2 separate regions of the Homo sapiens genome follow, and region 2 is linked to region 1. A link is an interaction called in ENCODE POLR2A ChIA-PET data of the cell type or tissue named here. Cell type or tissue: GM12878. All regions are shown on one strand. Links, peaks and the distances in the headings refer to the core of each region. The heading gives the core; the rest is flanking DNA. Region 1 overlaps FARP2 (FERM, ARH/RhoGEF and pleckstrin domain protein 2). Region 2 overlaps SEPTIN2 (septin 2).

Evidence for each region. Peaks named below come from ENCODE experiments on the same cell type or tissue, not always from the same donor. Only the 100,000 strongest peaks of a DNase experiment are listed, where the experiment ranks them.
Region 2: POLR2A ChIA-PET joins it to region 1 with 6 read pairs; 4 of 35 experiments call an interaction of 5 or more read pairs at or near these places.

Annotation. Positions count from the first base shown.
Region 1 is chr2:241,389,353-241,392,269 of GRCh38, reverse strand. All of the region lies in intron 2 of FARP2 (FERM, ARH/RhoGEF and pleckstrin domain protein 2), which reads right to left. Among named protein-coding and RNA genes, the nearest start is that of FARP2, 35 kb to the right of the region's middle. In GM12878, for the core only: no CTCF peak of the experiment used is centred there; a DNase peak (open chromatin) is centred at 1,225; H3K27ac peaks cover 979 bases.
Region 2 is chr2:241,321,309-241,324,225 of GRCh38, reverse strand. SEPTIN2 (septin 2) reads right to left here. Exons shown (of 13, transcript NM_004404.5): 2 at 1-10. Among named protein-coding and RNA genes, the nearest start is that of SEPTIN2, 6.8 kb to the right of the region's middle. In GM12878, for the core only: no CTCF peak of the experiment used is centred there; no DNase peak of the experiment used is centred there; H3K4me3 peaks cover 1,416 bases; H3K27ac peaks cover 1,907 bases.

The DNA of each region.
Region 1 (2,917 bases), core at 99-2,598:
CAAGAAGGGCCTTCTCTCCCCATTTCTGGGCTTTTGGCTTTCTTGCTAGCTGTGTGCAGGAGAGCCAGCGGCTCACACCATCCTATGAGTTTCACTGGCATTCCGGTCCCACTGGTGGGCAGTTTCCTCCCTGCCAGCCGGTTCCTATGGCACCTTAGTGAACTTCACCATCCAATGCCAATGGGTCTGCACCTCAGCCTTGCGAGAGAAGGCCTCTTTCAACTTTGCTGCTTCTTTGGATATTCCTTCCCTCAGCCCTGGTGTGGCAGCTGCTCACCATATCTCCTGGTCCTATATTCTTTAGCATCTCCCTCCCGTCTTAGTAGTTAATCCTCTGTTGCTGGTTAATCATTATTTCTATTAAATTTCCCTGTTCAAATTACTGGTACAGTTTCTGTCTCCTGACTGGCCCTTGAACGATTCAATGGTATTCTCTGGAAAACGACTGTACAGCTTTAACATCTTGAGCTTGGGAAAAAGGGTTCTTCCCCAAGAGTGGGGAGAAAAAAAGCCAAATCCACAGTGGTCCTCCTAACTACTGCAATGTAGTGGTAGCAGAAGCTCTGCACGACCAGATGAGGTTGAAAACTGGAAGAAGAGTCATTAAATGGAGGTTCACTTGGCGTCTATTCTGCTAGCTGCCTACTTGAATTCCCAAATTCATCAGGAGAGAAAATTGTGCCTTCTAGTGCTCTCAGAAGTGGGGGAAGGTGGGCCCGAGAATACAAAACCTGCGATGAGCTTCCTCACAGAGACACCAGTGGAAATGTGGAGGGGATTGCCATCTGAGCACAAAAGCAGGTGATGTAGAACACTCGCCCATTACTGCTTTATGTCTATTAAAGTCTTCCACCTGGGCAAGGGCACATCAAGAAGGACACACCCCAAGGTGAAGGAGGCCCCGCTTCACTACAACCCCATCTTCCCAGCACATTTGCAGACAGTGTATGCCAAACACCAGAAGCCAAAGAAGCAACCTGCTACTAACTGGCTTGTTTTAGGAGTTGGGCACAAAACATATAATTATTTTCTTCTTTACTGTCTTTTACTTAGCATCTGAGAAAAAGCAAAACAGAAGAGTAGCTTAGTTCAGCAGTAAGATCTCTCAAAGCAAGCTCTTAAGCAATTCCTTTCTTTCTTCTTCATCAACCAAAAGAGTTCCAGCAGCTTGCCTGTCCTTACTTGTGCGTACTTGTGAAAACTCACAAAAAGGAAACGTGTCTGTCAGCGTCCCCACCCACTCACTATGGTCAGGACGCAGCTCACTCCCACAGCCCTGTGGCCAGGTGGCTGTCATTTTCAGAAGGGAAGCCTGCCTGGGAAATCAAATAGCAGCCTTTAAAAAAGGCCAATAAGACCATTATTGATCAACCTGAACCTCATTTGCAAAAATACACAGACACTAAGAATGGTTAGACATTTAAACCAAACTCTTGAACTACAGAGACCTACCTGAAAAGCAGAGAAATTAGTCACCGAAGAATGAGTAAACCTGGTATACCAAAGAAAACATAATCTAAAAAAATAAGATCCTATGTACAACTATTGCCTTTGTATAAAAATTAATAAAAATGGGAAAAAATTAAAATTAAAGAAAAAAATAAGATCCCCAAAAAGGTCAGTGTTAGAGGTAAAGGTATTCATAAAATGAGAGGAGACTGGAAAAAGAATCCAACTAAATAATGAAAAGGGGATATTACAAAGATGACTCCAGAAACCGAACCTCAACAGGAGGCCCAAACAACAGATGGACAAGACTTGAATTGGAATCAGTGGTGTGGAAAAATAAACAGATGCATTCTTCTAGAGATAAAAATGATGAAAGAAAATCCAAATTTAGGAATCACAAATGTGTCTACGAGGAACCTAGGAGAGGGGCTGTAGCAGACACTGGGGTATGATAATCCAGAAGATGCCTCGTGACTCCTGTCCTGAAGACGGCAGTGCCAGCTGTCATCTCCTTAGTCATTTGCTGGACTCGTTCAAAATCAAAAAGGTAAATAAGAAACTCTATTTTCAGCAAAAGTAGGAACTCTCAAATCCTGCATCACAAAACTGTGGGGAGAAGCACCACTAGCAATAGGGACAGAGCAAGGGGTTGGGCATCTGTAGTGGGGGCACAAGCACTATGCCACGGGGCCAACTTCAGCAGAAGCCCTAAGAACACTTATCAAAGGTGAAGGGCACAGTGAGGTGCAAAACTTCAGTCCCTTGCTTGTAAGAGCAAGGATGGGAAGAGACCTGGGTAGCAGGGTCCAAGTGTGGGCCCAGTTTGGCTTAGAAGAGCAGAGGTGATAGACCAAAGAAGAAATCTCAAGCAAGTCACATCCAAACCCACATACCAAGCTCGAGTCATGGCATGAACTTTACATTTCAATGAGTCTATGACCAGCCAATCCCCAAGAGAACCTCCTTAAAATAGCCAACCTGTGAATAACTTATCTGCTTCAAAGATGGGTGATCAAAATAGAATAAGCGCTGCAAATATTAAAAGGTATTCAAGATAAAAAAGAAACAGATATTAAAAACTATTTAATAAAGCAACTGCCTCTATAATACAAGAGCACAAAACTACAGTATCAGAGCTCCAGAAAGAGAAGGAAAGACAACTGTTATTCAAAGAAAGTGGATCACCTGGGTGAGAATTCTTGAGTTCCTGCGTAACCTTGAGTAAGATTTTAAATTGGGTTGTTTTACAGAGTTGTAAGATGTCTTAGTTGGTTCAGGCTGCTATAATAAATACACCATAGACTGGGCAGTTTCAACAACAAACATTTATTTCTCATAGTTCTGGAGGCTGGAAGTCTGCAGTCAAGCTGGCAGTAGATAAAGTTTCTGGTGATGTATAAGGCTTGGTTAACAGATGGCCATTTTCTTCTATTCACAAGTGGAGTAGCACAGAGAGAGAGGAAGAAAA
Region 2 (2,917 bases), core at 184-2,683, 68 kb after region 1:
GAAGCTTCGTCTGTTAAAAAAAAAACACACAGACACACATAAACGCACATACATAGTATGTATGTATACGCACGTATATTTAACAGCGTGAACTGACCTGAAGAAGACTTACACATACATAGGCAATGTAAAAAGAAAATACAATTTCAGGACCTTCCAAATGCATTAGGCCAAAGGGAAAAGTTAAGCACTGACAGCTGGCTCGTGTAACATCACTACTTTTATTCTTTCTGACTTTTGTGTTTAGATGTATATATTAACCAGACCCCCTATTCTTTATTCAAAACTAGACTAAATGACTGGGAGATGAGAGATCCTTATGACTGTTACTTCTTTACAAAAGGAAGTTAAACAAATCCCTTCAAGTGTAATCAATAGTAGCCAATCAAATTTGTATCTTTAAATGAGCCTTAGTTCCGAAAATGTTATAATTCTGTTTGGCACCTCCATTTTGCCTATATAAACAATCCTCATTTTTCCCCACCCTGGGAGCGCTAATCACCATTCTTTGGTGTAGCTCGCTTACACTCTGTACTTAAATGAATTCTTTTAACTGAATCAGGAGCCTTTTGATTATTTTAGGTGACAGCATCTCAATTACTTCAAATATTTCCCTAGGAATAAGACAAGCATCTATCATTACAAAAATAAATTCGATTAAAAAAATTAGGCCAGACGTGATGCTCACGCCTGTAATTCCAGCACTTTGGGAGGCCGAGGTAGGCAGACCACTTGAGGTCAGGAGTTCAAGACCAGCCTGGCCAACATGGTGAAACCCCATCTCTACTAAAAATACTGATTCAGCCAGGCATGGTGGCGCTTGAGGTCAGGAGTTCAAGACCAGCCTGGCCAACATGGTGAAACCCCGTCTCTACTAAAAATACTGATTCAGCCAGGCGTGGTGGTGCGTGCCTGTGATCCCAGCTACTCAGAAGGCTGAGACAGGAGAATCGCTTGAACCTGGGAGGCGGAGGTTGCAGTGAGCCGAGATCATGCCACTGCACTCCAACCTGGGCAACAGAGTGAGACTCCATTAAAAAAAAAAAAAAAATTAGATGGTGGCTGGGTGCAGTGGCTGACGCCTGTAATCCCAGCAGTTTGGGAAGCAGAGGCAGGACTGCTTGAAGCCAAAAATTCAACACCAATCTGGGCAACATAGCAAAACCCTATCTCTACAAAAAATTAAAAAATTAAAAAAATTTTTAAGTTGATAAAAGCAACTGTATATATATATGTACGCACATATTCCATATTTTCAATAATATTCAAATTTTTTTTCAGTACTGACTATATGTTAGACACTAGGGACACAAATGGGATACACACGGATACATACTTCCCTGACCTCTGGAATTATGTCATTTCCCCTCTCTCTTTGAAACCTTTCAAGGAGTAAGGGACTTCATTACATAGAGCACTGTAACTTGAACATGTTTGCCACCCACTGGAGTTTCCTAGAGCTACCTGAGAACTAGATTTTGACACTGGGGTACAGAGAGCAATGTGAACTACATTTATGAGGAAAGGAAATAGTACTGAAGGCATCTGAGTGTCTGAAAAATGTGACAATATTTTTAAAGATATGTGGAATTTTTTTTTCTCTTTTCTTTTTTTTTTTTTGAGACGGAGTCTCGCATTGTCTCCCGGGCTGAAGTACAGTGGGTGATCTCAGCTCACTGCAACCTCCACCTCCTGGGTTCACGCCCTTCTCCTGCCTCAGCCTCCCGAGTAGCTGGGACTACAGGCGCCCGCCACCATGCCCGGCTAATTTTTTTTTAATTTTTAGTAGAGATGGGGTTTCACTGTGTTAGCCAGGATGGTCTCGATCTCCTGACCTCATGACCCGCCCGCCTCAGCCTCCCAAGGTGCTGGGATTACAGGTGTGAGCCACTGTGCCCAGCCAGAGATATGTGGAATTTTTAAACAAATTTTAGAAACCCTGAAGCTTTGGAAAGCATGGAGTCTGTTGGCTAACCTTCAGTAACAACCCCAAGAAAGATGACTGCTGTCAAATTTGGTTCCCTCTGGAGCTTAGAAACTTATTAAAAAGCTTCTCTCACTTTGCCTCTCGATTCCCCTCCCCCAAATCTTAACTTCCTGAATACTGTGTCCTCTGTTTCCCTTTTGACTGGAAATGTTCCCAGCTACTTTGGAAGAAATGAGATCCCTGCATCCCCAGTGTTATTTGGCTTGGTTAACCAAGGGATAGTAGCAGTAAGGTTCAAGAGCCTTTAATTTCAGCAAAACCTAAGAATTGAGAGCAAGTGTGAGTGTGGAGGAGTAGAACTTCCTAAAGGGAAAGAGAAGGGTCAGATGTAATACAGACAGTTTTGGCAGAAGGAGTTGGCATCTCGTTTTCAAATAATACAGAGATAAGTATCTGATTATGAAAGTAAAAAAAAAGGTAATCATTAAAGAAAATAACAATGAGAACTTCCAAATTAAGAGAAAAATATGGAGGAAACAGCAACTTCATCAAACCAGCAAAAATATGGAAAAGGAACAAGAAGAAACAAAATCAGAAGTAATCCTAAATCAAGACAATGGGGACAAAATTCAAGAATATCAGTTATCAGTATAAATGTGAAATAACCAAATTCTCTGCTTAAAGGAGAAGACAGATTGGCCTGAAAAACCAAGGGAAAAAAAAAACAAAAACAACAAACCGTCCAGCTATAACGTATATGCTTAAAGCAAAAGGAACAAAGAGAGGCTGAAAATAAAGGGACAAGGTAAAAAATAGCAGGCTAGTGCAAACATGGAGGAGAGACAACACTACTATCAGCCAAGGTGGGAATTAAAGTAAAAATAAGCAGAATAACAGGGATAACAAGCTATAATGATAAAAGAAACAATTTATAGGGAAGATGTAATATTCATAAGCCTGTATATTCAAATAATCACTGTAGATAAACAC